4 separate regions of the Homo sapiens genome follow, and regions 1, 2 and 3 are each linked to region 4. The links are chromatin loops, found by intact Hi-C in ENCODE. Cell type or tissue: B cell. All regions are shown on one strand. Links, peaks and the distances in the headings refer to the core of each region. The heading gives the core; the rest is flanking DNA. Region 1 holds the start of LOC107986391 (a long non-coding RNA gene). Region 2 has its middle 79 kb from the start of ZNF608. Region 3 has its middle 380 kb from the start of LINC01170. Region 4 has its middle 260 kb from the start of ZNF608.

Evidence for each region. Peaks named below come from ENCODE experiments on the same cell type or tissue, not always from the same donor. Only the 100,000 strongest peaks of a DNase experiment are listed, where the experiment ranks them.
Region 1: a loop joins it to region 4, with 2.3 times the contacts of the local background. A loop is called at or near these places in 4 of 110 quality-filtered maps.
Region 2: a loop joins it to region 4, with 10 times the contacts of the local background. A loop is called at or near these places in 2 of 110 quality-filtered maps.
Region 3: it touches region 4 in a loop (5-fold over the local background); 2 of 110 quality-filtered maps call a loop at or near these places.

The regions. Positions count from the first base shown.
Region 1 is chr5:124,949,093-124,954,764 of GRCh38, reverse strand. LOC107986391 (a long non-coding RNA gene) reads right to left here and starts at 3,913. Exons shown (of 5, transcript XR_001742528.2): 1 at 3,574-3,913; 2 at 3,339-3,481; 3 at 1,809-1,875. RefSeq lists an enhancer at 1,804-1,923. In B cell, for the core only: no CTCF peak of the experiment used is centred there; DNase peaks (open chromatin) are centred at 1,994, 2,434 and 2,894; H3K4me3 peaks cover 809 bases; H3K27ac peaks cover 2,035 bases.
Region 2 is chr5:124,823,037-124,828,708 of GRCh38, reverse strand. No RefSeq gene overlaps it. Among named protein-coding and RNA genes, the nearest start is that of ZNF608, 79 kb to the right of the region's middle. In B cell, for the core only: no CTCF peak of the experiment used is centred there; a DNase peak (open chromatin) is centred at 2,998.
Region 3 is chr5:124,054,607-124,059,606 of GRCh38, reverse strand. No RefSeq gene overlaps it. Among named protein-coding and RNA genes, the nearest start is that of LINC01170, 380 kb to the left of the region's middle. RefSeq lists an enhancer at 2,706-2,895. In B cell, for the core only: no CTCF peak of the experiment used is centred there; DNase peaks (open chromatin) are centred at 2,166 and 2,926; H3K4me3 peaks cover 2,139 bases; H3K27ac peaks cover 2,463 bases.
Region 4 is chr5:125,004,040-125,009,711 of GRCh38, reverse strand. No RefSeq gene overlaps it. Among named protein-coding and RNA genes, the nearest start is that of ZNF608, 260 kb to the right of the region's middle. RefSeq lists a silencer at 3,091-3,140. In B cell, for the core only: no CTCF peak of the experiment used is centred there; DNase peaks (open chromatin) are centred at 3,241, 3,391 and 4,201; H3K4me3 peaks cover 1,264 bases; H3K27ac peaks cover 2,078 bases.

The sequences.
Region 1 (5,672 bases), core at 416-5,415, 55 kb after region 4:
TAATGCTGTAGTTATATCATTTCTTCTTCACTTCTTAACTAAATGTGTTTATAAAGAAAAATGTCCCGGGCCGGGTGCAGTGGCTTGTGCCTGTAATCCCAGCGCTTTGAGAGGCTGAGGAGAGAGGATCGCTCTCAGCACTTTGAGAGGCTGAGGAGAGAGAATTTAGGAGTTTGAGACCAGCTGAGGCAACATGGCAAAACACTTTCTCTAAAAAAAAATTAAAAATTAGCTGGACATGGTGGCGCGTGCCTGTAGTCGCAGCTACTTGGGAGGCCGAGGTGGGAGGATTGCTTGAGCCCAGGGGGCAGAGGTTGCAGACAAGATTGAGCCACTGCACTCCCATTGTGGGTGACAGAGTGAGACCTGTCTTTAAGAAAAAAGAAAGAGAAGTGCCCCTTTGCTAACTACTGGATTGCCCTGAGGTACAAGTCATTTTGGAAAGACAGGATATATCCCTGCATTTTTACAAATTTTCAAAATAGTGAGTTGCTTCCTCAGCATCCTTCAAAATGGAGCAATGAGGTTACTTTCTTTTTCTTTCTCTATTTTTTTTTAAATTTAGAGATGGGGTCTTGCTTTGTTGCCCAGTCTGACATGAGACTCCTGGCCTCAGGTGACCCTTCCACTTCAGGCTCCCAAAGTTGTGAGATTACAGGCATGAGCCACTGAGTCCAGCCTTTTTTGTTATATACTGTTATGAACTCCTGATTTTAAGTATATTTGATATGATCAAGCTATTGATTGAAAACTTGATGCTAACATTATCCTAATTTGGACAGGGACAGCATCTTTAGTTACGCCCCCAGGCCCTTTAGACCTAACCAGTAGTCTTTAGTAACTACCTAGATTTCTTGATATGATAAGTTGTTCCTGGTACATAGTGTACATTTTTTTTGCCCCGAAAAAGAATCAACCACTTGCCAAAGAAAGTAAAAATAACAGGTTTGATAAACACAAAAGTCTCTCCTAGCTGTAAAACAAATTGGTTTTATGATGATTCTTCATTTAGCAAACATTTTTATTGTATATAATTTTAAAGTAAAATACCTTATAGGACCTTGTCACTGTTTTTCAATTAACAAGCAGTTTTCACAACAAGGAACAGAGGAGACTTTTAACTCAGAATCTGCATTTTTTTTTTTTTTTTTTTTTTTTTTTTTTTTGGAGAAGGAGTCTCACTCTGTCTCCCAGGCTGGAGTGCAGTGGTGCAATCTCAGCTCACTGCAACCTCTGCCTCCCGGGTTCAAGCAATTCTTCTGTCTCTGCCTCCCGAGTAGCTGGAATTATAGGCACGCGCCACCATGCCCGGATAATTTTTGTATTTTTAGCAGAGACGAGGTTTCACTATGTTGGCTAGGCTGGTCTCAAACTCCTGACCTCAAGTGATCCACCTGCCTCGGCCTCCCAAAGTGCTGGGATTACAGGCATGAGCCACTGTGCCCAGCCCAGAATCTGCATTTTAATACTTGCTAGTCTTTTTGCCAGACCAAGGCCGCTGAATTCACAATACTGAGTTCTCATTTTGTACTTTAAGTTTGTGCAAGTCCCTAAGGTCATCTCATTGCAAGGTAATATATCTCAGAAAATATTTATGTCATTGAAATAATTCCAAAAAAACAGTAGAGCAGATCCCAGAATTTAAAATTAATCACCAAACTTAAACTTAAGAAAATGTATCATTCACAATAGTCTAGGTTATGCAACAATAGCAAACTACGGCAAAGCCCCAGTGGCTTCAAACAACAAAGGTGTACTTCTTGTTTATTACTAGCCTGCTGAGATTTCTTGGGGGTGCGGTCCTCTACCTGTGAGCTCAGCATCTCAGGCCACTTCCACATCACTGCACCTCCACATCAACACAAGCCTCCATAACTGAAATGGCAGAGGAAGAAAGAAATTGAGGGTTGAGCATTAGGAAGTAAATACTCTGACGCCAAGTGATGCTCATATATGATTGGCTAAAGCAAGATAGATAGCCATGCCTACATTTAAGGGAGCACATCTTCCATTGGACATTTGAACTAGATACATTGGTTAAGATTTGTAAAGTCTACCACAAAAATATTTCAGAAACTACATGAAGAGAGAAAGAAACTGATGTAGAAAGTGGAGACAAAGCAAGTTAAATCACGAGCAGTTTTGCTGCCATACAGAGTTTGAAGACATACTTTTAGGATGGACTTTATCAGAGAGACACTTTTATCCTGAGTGCTTTCTAATTCTGGCAATAATCTTTTGCTTTAAAGCCATTTCACCTTAATTCTTAAAAAAAAATAAATAAATAAAACAAGCAAATAGATGAAGGGTATTAAGTAGGTGTTAGTGTGTTCGCTTTAAGAGTATATGTGGGCGCCAGCGAACACTGCTACTGAAAAGTGTCTCTGCACAAGTGAAACTGAAAACTGTTAAGTTTAGCCCAGGCCAGGTGCAGTGACTCACACCAGTAATCCCAACACTTTGAGAGGCCAAGGCCGGGTGAACTGCTTGAGCTCATGAGTTTGACATCAGCCTGGACAACAGGAGAAACCCCATCTCTACAAAAAATATTATACAAAAATTAGCCGGGTTTGGTGGCACACACCTGTAGTCCCAGCTACTCAGGAGGCTGGGGTGGGAGGATCACCTGGGCCTGGAAAGCTGAGGCTGCGGGGAGCCGTGATCACACCACTGCCTCCTAGCCCAGGTGACAGAGTAAAACTCTGTCTCAAAAAAAAAAAAAAAAAAAGTTTAACCCAAAGCTGCCTCCTTACATATTTTAAGTTTGGTCTAGAGGTTTCTCCATACTGCAGTGAGCTGTAACCTAGCTGGATGTGTAAACGGACTGCAACCTACTCTTGTAACAAGTAGCCAAGTCACAGCCAATCACAGAAGCGCTACTTTAACCACACACAAGCAGCCAACTTTTCAGTGTTCAAGTAAAGCAAACGCCAAGCTGTAACCAATCAGGGTGTTTCTGTACCTCACTTCCATTTTCTCTACTTCACTTTCCTTTTTCTGTCCACAAATCCTCTCTGATCACATGGCAGGAGGGAAATCACTCTGAATTTATTCTGGTGGGTGAGGGGAGGATGTGGCATGTGTTGCCCAATTCATAAATTGTTCTTTGCTCAATTCACCTCTGTTAAACTTAATTTGTCTGAAGTTTACAGAGTTTGAGCAAAGAACAATTTAACAAAACATATAAATTTACTTGTTAAAAAAAGCAAAGCCAATAATATGTAGCTCTTCTACACAGTCTGGAAAAGACAGAAACCTCCTGTATTAGTTTCCTGTGGCTGCTGTAACAAATTAGCACCAACTTGGTGGCTTAAAATGGAAGAAATGTATTTTCTCACAGTTTTTTGGCCGGAAGTCCAAATTCAGGGCCAGCCATCGTGGCTCATGCTTGTAATCCCAGCACTTTGGGAGGCCAAGGGAGAAGGATCACTTGAGGCTAGGAGTTTGAGACCAGACTGGGCAACATAGCGAGACCCCATCTCTAAACAGAAAAAGAACAAAACAGTTAAAAACAAAACAAAAAAACTAAATCAGTGTGTAGGCAGAGGCTCTAGGGGAGATTCTGTTCCTCACCTCTTCCAGCTTCTGATGGCAGTCAGAAGCTTGTGACTGGATCACTCATCTTTGCCTCTGTCTTCACTTGGCTTCCTCCTGTACATCTGTCTCCTCTATGCATCTCTTACAAAGATCTGTCATTGCATTTGGAAGCTACTTGAATAATCCAAGATAAGCTCCTCTTCTGAAGAAACATAATTATATCTCCAAAGACCCTTTTTCTGGATAAGGCAATATTCATAGGCTCTGCAGGTTGAGAGGTAGACATATCTTTTGGGAATGGGGGCAAAGGAGAAGGGTCACCAATTAACCATCTCCACAAGAGACATAACTCAAGAAGAAAGCATAAATGGGATTGGTATTTCTGTTTTTGGAATTTTAGATTTAGAAGTTTAATATCTATTTTCTGAGATAAAAATCAGAGTAAGCAAAAAAGAAGAAAGCATAATCACTGACAAGAAGGCAGGGCAAAAGCAACACCTTCTGACTCTGAAGTGCTGAAGGTTGAAGGTAGGTCCAGACAAATCCGTAAGACTGTCTTTAGTGCTCCTTTCCCCGACTTTAGTAATAAAAAAGCTAATTACACAAAAACTTTAAGTCATTAGGAAGCTCAATTGTGGAGCTGATTCTGTTTAAATCAAGCCTGAATGAGTAAAAGTTAGTTTTATAATTTTGGAGGATTTCAAAGTAAAAGAAAGGTATTCAAGAAAATGTGTTTAAGTAGCGCATCTCCATTCTCAGTGATTTTGGACAAAATGATGTGTGGCTGTAACTTCCTTTATGGTTAAATTGTAAGATATTATGTATTACAACATGATCGAATATATGCCATTTCAAACCATGCCCAAGATAAATGACCCATATTTCAAGTTAAGCTTTTTACATTTGAAAAGAAGACAACAACCTTGGACCATTACTGAATCCCGGAGCAGAAAGACTGATGTAGCACATATTCTAAATATCATTTGAGTTGAAGGCAATGAAATTTGTTATATTCTATGATATTTGAGAACGTATGTGAGCTTTTTAAATGTGCTCCATGGTTCAGTACTATTAAGTCCTGATACATCCAGTTGATGCATCGCGTCATCAACCTGCCAGCAAGCCCTTGGAGAGCCATTTGTCCCTGGATCCAAATCAAGTATGTACCCTGACTGCTAAAAAATATTTTGTTAGACTAAATGACTGAGCTATCTTTACGGGCCTGCCAAATGAATTATGACAAAGGTTGACCACTTTGGGCCCTCAGGCAGTATTACCAAAAGAAAAAGAAAAAAAATCTGTTCTTCCTAGTTGCTGGTCTTCTCCAGAACAAATGCCTCATTCTTTCTTTTATGAATCTTAGTTGAGGTTCAAGGTTCTTGCACTTTTTTATCTTGGAACTTAACAACGTACAGATGTCATTTATCCTGTACATTGTGTCAAGAGACATATTTTAAAGTTGGTATATAATGTGATTTCTCTGATTCCTGAATCTAAAGGAAGTTGAGGCATAACGGAAAGAGGACAGGTGTTGGAGCTCGACTTACCTGGGTTCAAATTCCAGCATTACTACTTAGTGGGCTCCACATCTTTTTAAGTGGGATAATAGTATCTACCAATGGGATTGCTGTTATGGTAAATGGTGATTAAGTGCCTAACAAACTGTAGGCACTTATACAAAGGCGGCTTTTGTTATTACCTGACAACAACAGGCTTTCTCTAAAATTGCTAACTAAAGATTTGCAAAGATAAATATACTAACTTTGAATATGTATAAAATAACAGGGAGCAGTTGGGCCTATGGCCAACGGAAAAATACATAATGTACCTGAAGGCATTCAAAAACAAAAAACAGCAAAACAATTACAAATAACAGTAACAACAACAACAAACCCACTGTGCCTACCTGACCAAACCATTGGTCTCTAAACATTCAAATTCAAACACTGTATAATTTAAGAAAGGTCATTAGAAATTAATTTGCCTTTCAGCAAATTTATGTACCAGACAGGCAAAAGGCTTTTACATTTTTTAACAAATAGTTTTCAAACTCATTTTAAGTTTCCCCTTGTTCCTCTGACCAACACATCCTAACTTTGTTTTACTGCTCCCATGCCGATTCAGAGATCTTGAAC
Region 2 (5,672 bases), core at 303-5,302, 180 kb after region 4:
GGATAGATGTTTACAGTGTGGGAGGATAGACAGTTCGAGTTTTTGTGTTGCTGATTTCCCATCTATGATGGTCAGTTTCAAGCTACCAAGGCAATGTCATTGCACACAGAGTTGGGGAAAGATGAAGCAGTACACCATTATATTACATTTCTATCATACACTTACAATAGATGGAGATAACCTCAAGAACATGGAAATAATTAAGAGGTGGTCGATTTTAATATATTATCTTTGTTTTAACATCATTTATTTAATTTAAAACTTGCATAATCTAATTTTGAAGAATGACTGTGTTTAACAATCAGCTCACCAAAATCCTAAAAATGGAAAATCAGTTCGTAGGAACAATCCATTGCACTAGTTGGCATGCTCCTGGTCTACGTAGTAGCCCTACAGATTTCTCCCACTGGAGAAATTACTAATGAACAAGCTGGTTCAGGCCAGCCCTATCATCATACCTGAACCAAAAAAAAAAAAAAAAGAGGAAACTCAATAAAATCCCTCTGATATAGAAAAAGAGCAGGGCATCCCTACCAGAGATAAGTACCAAAATCATCTAGGTGAAACTTTAGAGGATTTTAGAAATTTCGTGGTCCATTAACATTATGTAATTATTTCTAAGGTTGGCTAAATTTCATAGAAAAGAATGGTATTTCCACATACTTGTGCATTTTTATTTTAACTGACTGATAACAGACTTCAGCCAATTTTCTGGAGAAATGTGATAATATAGCTTACTCTATTTTTATATATGACACAAGGACTGACTTATTACCAAATTTATAAACTGAAATTTAAACAACTGAAGAAATCCATAATGTCTGGGATATTTTGTTAGTTCTATACAATTAGTTTGCAAATGAATTTCATATAATAAAATAAATCCATAATTAGGAATAAGAATAACTAGTTAAGAGACTGTAAATACTTCTCTAGTCTAAAGGAAAATTTATGTATCTATCGCTCTGTCAAAGGCTTCAAGTATAGTAACATTGTTTTTACTACGGATTTAGTAAGATTTGTTTTTGAGAGTCTGAACTTTATTTTGAAGAGTAATTAACTCTAAAATTGTGTCTATCCACAGAAGAAATGAATCTGAAAAGCAATTGTTCCTCTCTAAGCAAAAGGAACAATAATTGAACAAATATGCTTTTCCAGGTAGGTCAGCTTTGCCCCTCATTTTTTTCAGGATAGGCCCAAGGTAGAAATGTTCTTGTATTTAGTGAAGATTATGCCCCAAAAAGCTGCCACCAAAAAGCTGAGCTTCTAGAGAACCTCTATAACTACTCTCAAGATGAAAGAGGATCTAAGAAGTTTAGAAGATCCAGTGTAGACCCTCTCATGGAATTGACCAACACAAAATAATGCCACCAATATTCATGAAGATCTTTAGGGCCTTAGAAAGCAGGCGTGGCTCAACCTGTAATCCCAGCACTTTGGGAGGCTGAGGTGGGCAGATCACCTGAGGTCAGGAGTTCCAGAACAGCCTGGCCAACATGGAGAAACCCCATCTCTACTAAAAATACAAAGAAAATTAGCCAGGTGTAGTGGCGGGCGCCTGTAATCCCAGCTACTCGGGAGGCTGAGGCACAAGAATCGCGAAACTCCGTCTCAAAAAAAAAGAGAAAAGTCTGGTTTATTGAAGTAAAATTTACATCAAGAAATAATTTACCCTTTTGAAGTACACAATTTTATAAATTTTGACAAATGTACACAATTGTGTGACTAGTACCCTACTTCAAGCTTACTTCTTATTACTAGACCACACCACCTGTACTACATTACAAATAAAAATATTTTTAGGCCAGGCTCAGTGGCTCATGCCTTGTAATCCCAGCACTTTTGGCAGCCAAGGTGGACAGATCACGAGGTCAGGAGTTCAAGACCAGCTTGGCCAACATGGTGAAAACCCATCTCTACTAAAAATATAAAAAGTAGCCCGGCGTGGTGGCACGCACCTGTAATCCCAGCTATTCAGGAGGCTGAGGCAAGAGTATCACTTGAACCTGGGAGACGGAGGTTGCAGTGAGCCAAGATCATGCCATTGCACTCCAACCTGGGTGACAGAGTGAGACTCTGTCTCAAAAAAAAAAAAAATTTAATCCTATTACTATCTTATGAATAGCATAATTATGCTGCATTTGATATTTTGTGGGTAAAAGCATTTAATTTGTAAATATGTAAGTTTCTAAATTACTTTAATGTTTATAAGCCTGTCTTAGTCATTCTCCATTTTTAAGTTAAACCAAGTCTATCAAAAATACAAGGTAGTCTTGGTCTCTCTCCTGTGCTCAAATAACTTGGCCTAATTATGTGGTTGGCTTTACAGACAACTGAAAAACCGTGTATAAAGATTATGCATTTACTTTTTTACAGAAAGTTGAATTGTATGTCTCTTACACTACTCTTGCCATACTCCATCTCTCTCATCACCCTTCCCAAGTCTAACTAGCAAAAAGTTAAGTTACATAAAGTAATATTTTAAAGCTAGTGGGTCTGTGCATTCTAAATACACAAGACACTGGAATGGCCTATCAGTTCCTCTTCTCCCTCCCCATCCCCCACTTTTATTTTACTCTTTTGAGAATCAGTGAGGCCACACTTACTGAGTGTTACTGAGGCTTTTCAGGCCACTTGAATATCTACATCATAGCAATATTGCACCTCAAAGAAACTGTTCTCAGCATAGATGGGAAAAAAATCACTCACTTGAGCAAATGATCGGACAAAATTGTACAAAAACATTTTTAAAACTGCTAGGGTTTGAACATTTATCCCCTCTAAAACCCACATGGAAATTTAATTCCCAATGTGGCAGTATTGACAGGTGGAAATTTTAAGTTGATTGGGTTATAAGGGCTCTGCCATCCTTAATGGATTAATCTATGTATGGATTAATGGGTTCATGGATTAATGGGTTATCACTGGAGTGGGACTGGTGGCTTTATAAAAAGAGGAAGAGAGACCTGAGCTAGCATGCTCAGCCGCCTCACCATGTGATGCCCTGCACCACCTGGGGACTCTGTAGAGAGTCCTAGCAGCAAGAAGGCTCTCGCCAGGTGCAGCCCCTAGATCTTGGACTTCTTGGCCTCCATAATTATAAGAAATAAATTCATTTTCTTTATAATTTACCTAGTTTCAGGTATTCTGTTATAAGCAACAGAAAGTGGAAGAAAATACAAACAGTTGCAAGCATAGATAGTAGTGGAAAGATATATCTTTGTGGTGAATATTTCCCCAATTCAATTCTCAATGACTTCACAATGTGAATGGGTGCTGTGTACTTCAGCTTCCGTGTTTAATGTGCTTATTTGTAAGATGTAAATCATATATACCTCATGGGAGTTGTTCGCAAAATTCAATAAAAATAACCTGTTTACCAAGCAGAGCCCCTACCATGCAGAAGATACTAAATCAGTTATTTTCCTCTCGTCCTCCTTAAAAATTAGTTTCAAAATCCATTTCAAATATTCAAAGCTACTTGTAGACTCCAAAATCTACATTTAAATCAAGAAAACACGGTAAAAAGGTGGTCAATAATGCTGACCCTTAATGAAAGTACCACACTGTTTTGAGAGTATAGATCCCCTCTTCATGGATTTTGTGTCTCATAGCTTCTTATTGCAAGTAAACAAGAGCCTTTTGTGGTAATCTCTCCCACGTGAGCAATGGGAACAGATTGTTTTCAATCTAACACAAACAAGAAATTGCTTAAGTAAAGGTAGTGACTGTATGAATCATAAACCACTTTCTCAGATAACAGCCATTATGTAAGTCTGTGGATAAATTTGACAATTTTTATTTCATTGCCTTTTGACAGCCCTTTAGAAGGGTTTAAGAGAACAAGATCTGACTACAGCTTTCAAAAATTCATCACTGAATATTTGTTACCCTTGCTCCCTGTGATAGCTGAAGAACTAAGATAATGCCCTTCAAATGGAGATAAATTACAATCTTTCAAAAGATTATCACGGGCTTAATCGAGTTTGCTCCAGCAGCTGAACAGCCTGTGACCTTGTTAGTTACACAACAAACATATCTGTTACTTTATGTTTCTATAGGTAGCGGGGTAGAACCTTTAAACTACATGTTTTCTGTATATAAAATGACAGATTTTTTTAGATAAAACAGAAGATGTTTTATTTTAAAAGAATATACCAAGCTACTTCATATATTTAGTGTAATTTTTTAATGATTTGTGTTGAAATAACTTCAGAATTACCAAAAAGTTGAGAAAATAATATAAAGACTATATGGATACCTCTCACTCAGATTCCTCAAATGTTAAAATTTTATAGATGTGTAGTGTGATTTAAAAGAGGACGATGATTCCTGATTCAGAAACAGGAGTCTTGTATAATTCTGTGATAACATATTATATGTCTAATAAAGGCATAGGGATTTCACATTGAAAATAATTTAGGAGAATGTTAGAGAATCCACATTCTCAATTTCTTTGAAAGAAATCAACTGACAACTTTTACATATAAATGTAACTAACTGCAGGTGTATGAACACATCCCAGCATATGGTCCAGTTTATGAAAACTACAATACTACATCTTGGGAAATTAAAGTACTTTTATCCTGAATATAATGTTACAAATAGCATGGAAATCAGCACTTCGGGTGTTCCAGGATGTCAGCACATCAGCAGTTATACCAGAGTGCCAGCCTTCAACAGAAGGGAGGGAGAGTTTGAATGGAATTAATTATTAAATGGTAACATTTAATCCTAGATCCTTATTATGAGTGCCAAGAGAAAACATCTGTGGGTGCTTAGAACAGACAGATTTGGAGCATCCATACAGATTCTGCTAGGTTTGATGAAACCTCCCAGGGAACAAGGTGATTTGGGAAGCTAAACATTTATTCTCCCACTTACACTCATAACCTCTCTGGAAATAGATGAGTCCGTGGTACCAAGAATGACTTTATGACTTACCCCATGTGGCAGAGAAGAAAAGGAAAGGCGCTTCCTTTCCACTTTTGCCGTGTCAGGGCTATTTGAAACGAGTTCAGTGTCCATGGAAGAAAACTAAATATCACTGTATTGGACAATCTAGCAGCAGCTGCCATCTGTATGACAATATCCATTTATTCTGTTCCCTGCCACCTCTTGCATCTCTGTTGCAGTGTTCTTTTGTAAGTGTTCCTGACATTTTGTTTATCTTTCTTTTAAACATTCTGCCAAGATTATGTCTGAAAATGAGGGGAAAAAAAACCCTCCATTTTTCACTTGCTAAATCTGTTACAAGGGAAACAATTCAGTGCCATTCTCAAAATACTAAGGAGCTTTCAAGATACTGAAAATTCTCCAGTAAGTTGCCAAGCAAAATCAGGGCTAGAGTATAAATGTGAAAGGGACAAATAAGTTCTCATACATGATGCTAGTTGGATGGGATCAAACTCTTAATGGATGGCCTATTCTCTCCATTGTTTAAACGGCAGGCTTAAATAAAAACACATTTTCCCTCTTAGCCTCATAAGTAGACACATATATATAAACACTTTCTATACTTCTTAATGAAAGAGAGTCCTTTCTGAGGTACCTGAAGAAATTTAAAAATTTAGTATTAAAATTATTTTGATTCACAAATCATAATTGTGCACATTTATGGGGTACAATGTGATGTTTTGATATATGTACACAACATGGCATGATTAAATCAA
Region 3 (5,000 bases), core at 1-5,000, 950 kb after region 4:
AATTCTCCCGATAGTGTCTGAAGTGGTTGTAAAAGTTGTCAGAGTGAGGGGAGTGGACAGCCGTTATTTTTGTTTGCCTACATTTATTTCTCCTTCCCCTCTAACATCACAATGGCTTTCCTAGAATAAGTGAATCCTCCCTCACTCTTCTCATGCTTAGTCCACATGATTTGGGTATGGCTGACTCCACCCCATGGCTCTAAGTAGGGCAGGTGACTCAGACCTGGAAGGAGGAGTACAGTAGCCCCTGACAGAATGATTACTCAGGAGAGAACGTGTGACCATCACAGCCATTTAACATCCACTTTTTCTGGAACTGCTGGGAAAGAAACATGAAATTTCTGTTGGATTTACTAATGTGAGAGCCTGTTAGTATGGAGCTGCTTGGGACCATTTCTCAAGGAATTATGTCAAAACAGAGGAAGCCCAAGTCAAGAAGAGACTAGTGTATTTCTGAAAGCACTCTTACAGGAGCAACATCCAGTGATTCTTGGGCCTAGACTTGGACTTTTCCGTTACTATCGCTGATACATTAGCCCATTTTTGCATAAGCCTGCTTGAGTTGAATTTTAGGCTCTTACAGAAGGAAGAGACATTTTGGTTATCACTATGGCTGACGCTTAAAAGAGAGATTTAAAATTTCAACTCAAATGCCCTCTCCCTTCTCACAATTTATCCAAACTTCTATTAAGCTTCTATTAAGGCTGAGTTCAAGTTATACATTCTCTGTGGGTAGCCTCCTCCTCTGGACTGTCATGTGAACCGCACAGCAAGAGAAGCAATGTAGAGGCACTGGGTTTCACAACACATGCAGTCAATTACCTGGATGGGGGCTAGGGGTCGCCAGGAGTTTAAGGACTACTTTTTAGAAATTTATTTGTTTGTCATTTACTAATTGTAGTGAGTTGAACAATGTTCCCCCCCAAATCTGTGTCAAACCAGAATCTCAGAATGTTATTTGGAAATAAGATCTTTGCAGATGTAGTTATTTAAAAATCTCAAGACGAAATTATCCCAGATATAAGGTGGGCACAAAGTTCAATGACAGGTATCCTTATAAAAGAGGAAAGGACACAGAGACCCAAGAAGAAGGCCATGTGGAAAGAGGGGCAGAGTTTGCAGTTATGTTGCCACAAGCCAAAGAACACCAGGAGCCACCACAAATTGGGAGAGGTAAGGAAGAATTCTCCCCTAAAGTCTTTGGAGGGAGCATAGTCCTGCTGACGTCTTGATTTCAGACTTCTGGCTCCCAGTGTTATGAGAAAATAATTTCTCGTTTTTAGACACCAAATTTTTTTATTATTTGTTATGGCATCCATATGAAATGAATACACCAGTGAAGCTATAAAGTATGAGAAAGTGGGGAGAAAGCTGAAAACTCTAAGAAATGACTTTGCTGGAGAAGGGGAAGTTCATGTCAAAGTTCATTAGCATTGAGATAAAAAAGATCAGTGCTATTCCCCATACACTGTACATTCTCCCTTGTGCCTTTATCCTAATTAATCAGATGCTGACCAGGCTTTGTATATTATCTGATGGCCATTCTCAGGAAAAGCAAGGATTTGCTGAGCTTTTGCACTTTTCTGAGATGGGGAAGGCACTGAGAAAAAGGGCGCATGACGATTTTACTACAGAAATTCTGCAGTGTGATTTGGCATCATGACAATTTGGCCATCTGCTTTGTGGAGGGAGTCCAGCACCATCAACGAGACAGTGTAATTTCTGTCACTTCTTAGAGAAGCATCCTTGTAACACAACAGTCCTTTGGTGGGTTCATTGTGTGGCAGTGTAAATTTTCATGACTAGGGTCCTCGTCCATCCTGGTTTGCCTCAGACAGCCCCAATTTATGCCTGTTGTCCTGGCTGAATTAATTACAGCCCTCCCTTTTTCACTTTGAAAAGTGTCCCTGTTTGGATGATAAATTATATAGCCACCTTAGCTATGACACAATCTCTCATTAAAAAAAAAAAAAAAAAGCTGTAAAGCTTTGCAAATTGATTTACTTTCATTTTCTTGCCAACCCCACAAGATTACTTACAATGTTTTGGAAATAGTAATTACATTTTTTTTTAAAGAGAGTTTTGCCTGGGAGTTAGAAAAGGGAAGTTCAAAAAGGGAAGTCTATGCTGTCTGTTTCCTAAAGACTGTTTCGCTCCTCCACAGCAGGTGCCCCCACCAGTGCCTCCCTACCCGCTCCCAGCTTTGGTGGCAGAGCAATGCCTCTATCCAGTGAAAGGAATTTGGCTGCTTCAGCAAGGTGACAACTGCACACATCCATATCTGCAAGGCAGGTGTAAGCTGGCATTTTGCCCAAGTCTAGCCAGACAGCTTCATAAATCCTGCCCTTACCACAGCCCGAATTACTTTTCATGACACAAAGCCAAGCTGTGTTATTCACCTAATGCCCCGATTTACAGTTCCCAAGACAAAAGAACATACAGATAGAGTTTCAGGGCTCTGTTTGCCTTCACGTTTATCTAAAGGTCAGTTTCAGGTCACGCTCAAGAAACCTGACAAATGGTGGTGAATAAACCTAAAAATAAATTAAATGCAAGTGGGAAACTTAAGCATTCCTTATTCTTGTGCCAAAAGAAAACTCAACCCAATTGACATTCTTTTAATATCTGAGATAAACAGCTGTTCTCTTATTCATGGCATCGTAGGGAATTATCATGCTCCCTTCAGCTCCTGCGCACATGTACATGTGTGTGCTTCCACATAAGGTACCCACATGTACACACATACACACGTCTCGGCGCAGTTCCCGTTTAGGTATTTGTTCTTGTGTCTTTAAGGACCTGAGTTCATGGAAGACTTGAGGGTCCTCAGAGTGAGAACTGCTCTTATCTGGAACAGTGCTGTGGTTGCCCAGGAGTACCACTCATGTCCTGCCAGGCTCAGGGGCACTAGGACGTCAAGCAGAAATCTCATCACTCTATGAACGAGAAAATCAGACCAACAAATGCCGGTCCTTGGAGAGAGATAATTGCTCATATGCCAGATTCATGAAGGTGAGAGTTGAGCAGTTAACCTGAAGAATGCTTCATGCAAATAGGCTTAGAACTGCGGAACAAGAAAGTGCTGGAGCCCCACCAACTGAAAATACCTCTGCAGAAACCTCAAGACCTCAACAGTCCATTGCCGAGTTGTTGGCCATGACAGGGCTTCTAGAGCAGCACTTAATTTACCCTTGGTAATTCTAAGGAAAATGATAGACAACAACAAAAAACCCACCTTCTGCCCTTCAGAAAACTGCAATAGACTTTGAGATCTACCCCACTATGCTGTGTTTTTCTATATGTAAACCTTCTCTATGATGTAGATTTTCCTTCCTCCCACTCCATCCCCAAACCCCCAGCCTCGCTTTTCTATTCACAAGATTGGGACAGAAATTTCACTAAGAGAAGTAAGACACTGCTGGAGAAGAAACACACTGAGCCCATCACATTTCACAGTGGGTTTGTAAATTCCAGCTGCCTCTGTTAGGGTTACAGAACAAGCCCAGAGTTGTTTCTAAAGACATAGTCAAGTAAAACTCATCACTGTCAAGCTTCTGAATGCAAGGAAGAAGTGTGGCAGATGAATGTGTTTCTGTGACTGGTTTGAAAACCTGCCATATGGTTTGTGGACAGTAGCATTTGGACAACTGAGGTATAAAGGAGTCTTATGGCACCATCAGCAGCCACATTTGCTCACTCTCACCCTCTCAGCTCTCACTTGTCCCACACGTACAGATGGGGCCCTACTGCAAGACTTTTTGGCTTTCCTCCTAACAGCTTCCATTGACTTACAAAGAGTGCAGGCTGGAAGCACTGGGATTTCATTCCCCCAGAGAGCAGCCAATGGCACATGGGAGTTGGTGGATATATACCCCAGTGGTGAGAACTCTGAGATATGTTTTACACTGGCTCTCAACAGTCCCCAGTGGGGTTATGCCCCCATTGCCCACCATGATAACTGGCTCAGTAGGGCACCGTTTAGCGGCTTCTTTACCTTCCCTCTCTCATTTCCTCATCCCACTACTGGTGCTACTTGGATCCCCTCACAAATAAAGCACTTGTATTAAAATCCTTATCTGGAGTCAGATCCTGGGGGATCCCAGCCTAAGAAAGCACACTATGAGGATATCTGTGAAAAGGCAGGTGGAACTACATAGATTATGTGACTTGTGTCTGAAGAGTGAGCCCCATAGGGCATTTGGAAATGGCACAGAGGATGTGCCCTGGAGTATCCACATGTATTGATGGAGGTTATAGAATGTGAACTTCCAGATGCAAATGTACTAGTAAAAAGTGCATTATTTGTGTGCATGTGCAAGCCAGGGAGTGGGGATTGTGGGGAGAGACTAGGAGGTAAGGATGTCTCATCTTCCATTATTATTAGAATTATGACTGAGAAGACAAAGCATCACTTTGAGATTTGTCTGTGTGTTTGAAAAGGCGGATGAATGTTATTAATGTATTCCAGGAAGTACTGAACACCAACTTGAAGCTTTTATCCGCTTTTCTTTGCTCTAATTTCTAAAGCAAAAATGTCTTTCCTCCAAATACTCTATTAAAAGAACGTATGAAATTAATGAAACACATCATTACTTTTACAATGGCCAAATTGTAGATTTGTCACAGTACAGAGATGGAAACTCATTAAGCTATTGTGTTTCTGCTTCACATTTTATAGTGCATTAGAAGAAAAAGAATTTTCCAAACCTACCAAACCTTCTTCTTTTCTATTGTCTTTCCAAAACTTCTTTTATAGTTTGAGCTGCAAATCATCTGACTTATCTCTCTATGCCTATAGTATCAGTAGAACAGAAATTAAGAATAGCTGTGGCTGAAAATGAGAATCTCAATTTGGGGTTGTAAATTTCATGCTTTATTTGAGAACTAGGATAGAGTTGACAAGTCTTTCCATCCTTTGAAAGAAGATGAGTAGAGCAGCATTCTTCTTTTATCATCCTGTCAAACCCCTTCCCTCATATCTTTCAGGGAAACTGTGAATT
Region 4 (5,672 bases), core at 399-5,398:
AAATATGCCAAATGAGGCAGAGAAGTGGTAGATTAGATGCCAAAAAATCACTTTGACCTCAATTATCCAGGTAGTATTTCAAGAATCACTTTGCATGGCCAAAGAGCGTGTAATCTAGTTGTCTTCAGCATAATCACCATCTTCTATGGAAAACCATCTTTATACATTATACCATCTTCCATTCACAACCAAATCAGAGCCCAAGGTTAAAAACATAATCTCTCGGTGTCTTCAGGGTGAGAATGAGCTTTAAAGTCCCATATTTCTTGGGTAATTACTCTTATTATTAATGTTATGTGTAGCAGAAAATGAGCATTTTAAATACCGCATTTGTGAACATAGATGTTTTTCAATGAAAAAAAGCTATTTTGTAAGGTTACTCTAATAATGACCAGATATGTATTCTTATGTCACCACATCTGAAATTTGACCAAAACCAACAATTAAAAATATCACCAGAGGTGCTGGGGGAGGGAAAAATGGGAAGTAGTTGTACAATGGGGATAGCATTTCAGCTTCGCAAGGTAAAAAAAGTTCTGGAGATCTGTTGTACAACAGAACTACTGAACTGTATGTTTTAAAATGGTTAAGATGTTAAATTTCATGTTATATGTTTTTTAACACAATTAAAATTTTGTCAATATTTAAAAAATACTATCAAGGGGCAAATTTCCCTGGAACTAGGCAAATGGGCTAGGTGGGGTGAATTATCTACTTGCAAAAGCCAGTTTTAATTTATATGTGGCATTTATAGAGAATGCTGGTAAAGCTGCCAGAGGGGTCAAGGAAAACAAGCAACGAGAAGATGATCAATGCCTTTGTCTCCTTGAATAATTTTGATTTGTGCAGAATGTCAGAAATCACCTCTCAGAAAAACCTCTTATCATGAAAAATATGGCTGGAGAATCTATGAAAAACATTACTCCCTAACAAGGCTTATTGATTCTCAACACCATCATTGCTTAAACATTGACAAGGCCAAGTTTCTAAATGTCAGATATGCAACAAGGACTGCTTGGATGAAAGTACAAGAGAGGGAAAGATGACTTGTTGAGCTTGCACTGAGTGCTTTACACGTGATATTTCATTTAATCTTGTGAGGTAGGTACTGTTAATTCCCATATTTCCAAAAGAGGAAATTGGATCTGGGAGGTTAAGAAACTTGTCCTATTTCACCAAGAGAGAACTGACATCATTAGAAATGGAACTCCAATTTAAAGAGTCTGATTCAGTTCAATCTTAATTTTCAGTCTAATCTTAATTTGTTACACCATTCTGGAAAGTCAAAAGTGAAATTGAAGGAGAGAAGTATAACTAGTTTCTCCTGCCAGCTTTCATACTCTATGATGGTTGTCATACTCTATGACGACTCTCTATGAACCCCGGTCCCCAGGACTCTAAGCCAGCCTTCTTGAGTGACCATCTACCCATCACTGAACTGCATTAGTCATTATCTTATAATCCATCCTTTCAGCAACCAATCATCAATATCCTAATTCTTAGGCACAGAAAAGAATCTAACAGTCTAGTGAGAAAGCTGCCTGTATACAAAGGTACCTGTCACAATGGGAGTATGCCCAAGGTTCCATGTGGGAAAAATTAAAACACCAAAATGGAGGAAGGAGTTAAAGGAGAAGGAATAGATGGGATATAGTACCTACAACCAGGGGCAATGAGAATTACAAGTGTGTTTTCCATCTTCCAAGTCCAAGGCCATATCCGAGGTCCACCTCTGAATTTTGTGAGCAAGATTCATAAAATTTTTTGGAAATTAAGCAGTACTTAGCATTTTAATTTTTGCCATATTAGTATCTGACACTGACCAAATGACAGACCAAGAATATTTCTTATTCTGTTATTGAGGACTAAATAGGGTTCTTACTTAGAAATCAGGTTGTTGAGGGGTGGGGAGGTGGTGGCTGGTAACAGGGAGATGGGAGCATAAGACTCTATTATTTGTGAAAATCCAAATTTCTTAAGTAATCTTTGTTGGATATAAACTGACAATGTGACCTTTCCCCTATGCATACTGTAAATGTATAACATGGTAGACAACTAAAGCTTCATTCTTTTGTCTTCTTTCATTATTCTTTCATGAATTGGAAATACATCTTCCAATTTTGTATCATGTTTCATATATAAAACATGACAAACCTTGTAATATATAACCTATATAATATATAACCTTGGAATATATAACCTATATTTTATATAATATTATAATATAAAATAGATATCACATAATTTTCCTACCAACTTAATTAGGCCTCCCAAAAGGATTACCTTAAATACACCAAAATGTGATTTGTTGATCATACTTGGGAGAACAGTTTTAAAACTCCCCGTATTGCCTTGGGCTTTCTTTGGATTTCTTGGGTCTGATTTTCACAATAAGTTACAATAGATATGCTGATGGGGGCCCGTGGAATAGGGAGCATCACTGGACAGATCCAGGCTAAGGAAAGCTTGCATTGCAAGTGGGTGATGCTGAACAACTCTCAGGGGGAAAAACAAGAAGAAAGCTAGAGAGGTTCACCAACTATAATTAGCTCCATTAAATCCCTTTAACTGAATTTCTAACATGCTGTTTAAAGAATGGAAACATTTATGGGAAAAGGTAGCACACCCCTTTTTGGTCACTGTTATTGGATGTAAAAAGCAAACTACATTTACAGGTCCCATGGCTATCAAATCTATTTTCTCAAAACAAAGTTTTCTTAGCATTGTTTGTTATCCAGGAAATTTCACAGCTTTAAGGGACCCAGACTTCAAAGTCAAGGAAGTGAATTTGGGGCATGGAAGACTGGGGGCACCGAGTGAAATTACCCATCAGCATTAAAAAATTACTAGATTTTTTTTTCTGGTCATTTGTTGACCGCAGAGTCAGAATAGCTACATATAATTTTGAAAGCATGCATGTATCTTTTTAAAGACGCATAGATATATTCATTCGCTTTATCATTTCATAAAAAATCTGGCCGATCAGACGAATACTGTTTATCAGTTGTTGATGGAAAGAACCTTCCTTTGCTAAACATTGTGTAGGAACAGCAGCATGACCCTTGGGTCATGGGATAACACTTGTGCACTCATGCTCACAGGGGCCTTTTTTTGTAAGTGGCACCTGCTGTGAGGCTCTCCTTATAAATACTGACTGCCTGCAGCAAATCACATATGTTTTAGGCACTAGAAAAACCGACAGGAAGTAATCACTAAACGAAAGACAGAAACAGTAAGGGGTATGTGGGGGGAGGGGGAGAAAAAAAGCCTCCAGTAACTGTTTGGGGGATGTTTGGAGGAATTAATTTAAAGTGTAGAGTATAAGTAGCCTTGCTGTGCTGCTCAATTTGGCCCAGACCTCAGCTCAGCTTAGCTGAGAAGGCACAGGGCATCTAAGGAGGATGGGACGTCGTTACCTAATATGAGTGGGGGCATCAGGCTGGAAAATCCCTTTCATTAGTTTTGGTAGTTTGAAGTCCTTAACAATTTTAGTTGTTCTTGTTATTTTGTGGCATTTGGGTTTTTCCATTGAACACCTTCCCCATGATTTTAAGTGTGAAAATAAATGCTTTTATTGTGGTGCAAACCTTCCTTATTAGCCAAAGACCACTTCCCTTTATGCTTCCAGGGGACTGCCCCCACCACCTGGTGTACTGAACGTTGGATGTTAAAAAAAAATCATGCTTGAGTTTATCTTGTTTTTACACCAGTTTATTTTGAGTGTATTTCAAAGCCATATAATAACATTATTTTATAGACTTCCAATTAAGTGCTAACAAAGAAAATATTTGTCTACTCTCCATTCCCCCAACAATTTCTGGACCTCATTTCAAAGAGATGCATGTTACCTGAATGTTAATTGCTTTTTTTTTTTCCCAGAGAAACCAAAGCATGTTGTTTGTTTTCAGAGGAGTATTTATATTTAATATGTTTACATTGAAGTCACATTTGCTCTCTTCCTTAAATGACTTCTCTAATAACTATTTTTAGCTTACAATCACATTAACAATCTGCCCCTAAAGAATTCCTCAGTCTTATTTTTTATAATTTTTATTTTAATATTTGACAGTTTCTTTGTAAAAAGGAAAGAGCATTTGAAATAATATTGGGTATTTTGCCAAGTCTGTCAAAGGAGTAACACTTCCACTTTCTCAGCTCCGTCTCATTAAAATTGTATTCTAATTCTGTCTTAACTTGGTCTCGGTGCTTCATAAGTCATTGCCTGCTCATTACTTGTAGTGTGGGAGATGAAATTTATTCAAACCTAATAGCTGAGATAAAGAATGGAAAGGCAGGCAGCTGGCAGAAATGAAATTAGCCTATTTTAGTACTTTTCCGGCTGGATTTTTGCACAGCCACCAGTTATGCCATGTGTCAGTTTGCATTTGTGACACTATCTATGTTTAGTTTATAGATTTCCGTTAGTATGATACTCTTAAAATGAAAATACAGGAGATTCTCCCCTTCCCCCCCCCACCCCGCCTTTTTTTTTTTTTTTTTTTTTTTTGTCTTTGGCATTGAAATGTCACTGAGTATCTGAGTTGATAAACGGGAAAACATGATTTTCTATAGTTTTCTATAATTATAGAATCATTAAAATTGCCCAAGAAAGATTAATTGTTTCATTGTGTTACAATTCATATTGGTATGTCTTACAGAAAAGAACATTAATGACAGAGAGTAAATGTTATACCCTCAGCATGGTTTGAGGGGAAATGGATTTAGAATGTAATGTGACTTACAAGCAATTTCAGGTAGAATACAGGAGGGAGCTACGCTTCTAACCTAAACACTCCATCTCCAGCTTTAAATGTCAAAAGAATACACTGTGGAATTCCTAATTCTGAATATAGAGGAGTATTTGAAGAACATTGTCTAAAAGCATTGTACTTTTCCATTATAAATTGAGTTGTTAAGGAATTATATGGTCTAATTACTAAACTTGGTATTTTTGACTACTTTGATTATGAACATACATTGTCATTAGCTAGATAATTAAATTGACTGCAATAACAAGTCATAATTTAGAAATATGTTTGAAATTACTTTCTATATGAAAGCAAAGTCTTTGTTGATCTATGTATGTGATTAATGTCAAGTGTCACGAGTTAGCTGAGAGATTTCAGTGTAAAAATATGTGCATTTATATAAAAGAAAGAAGTTCATTTATACTCTAATTCTTAAAGTAAACAATGGAGCTTGATATGTGCCTAAATGTAAGTACTGATGGATTTTTTTCTGCTTACTCAAAGAAAATATAGGAAGAAAAATACTTTTCTTAGAAATGTGATGGTTATGTTTAGGTTAGGTTTAACCATTTATGCATACAGTGCAATGTTTACACTCAACCTAGAAACTTTACAAATAATATACTTAGATTTAAATTTAAATAGATAGAACCAGTCAAAGTATTACGTAAGATATGTGGACATTTCTGTCAAACCCACTGTAGTACGAAATTACAAAATATTTTATGTGACCAATAAATTGTGCAGATAAGCAGCGGACCACAGTCATAAACAAACTTGTCTTTGTTGTAGGTATTCTCTGGTAACAGTAGCTGGATTAGAAAGGTGACCTTCTTGAGAGCATTTAGCATGGTGGATTTTTATTTGCTTTTTATGTCTTTAGCATTGTGAAATTTTGTTCGCGGTTTTTGTAAACCATCTAGC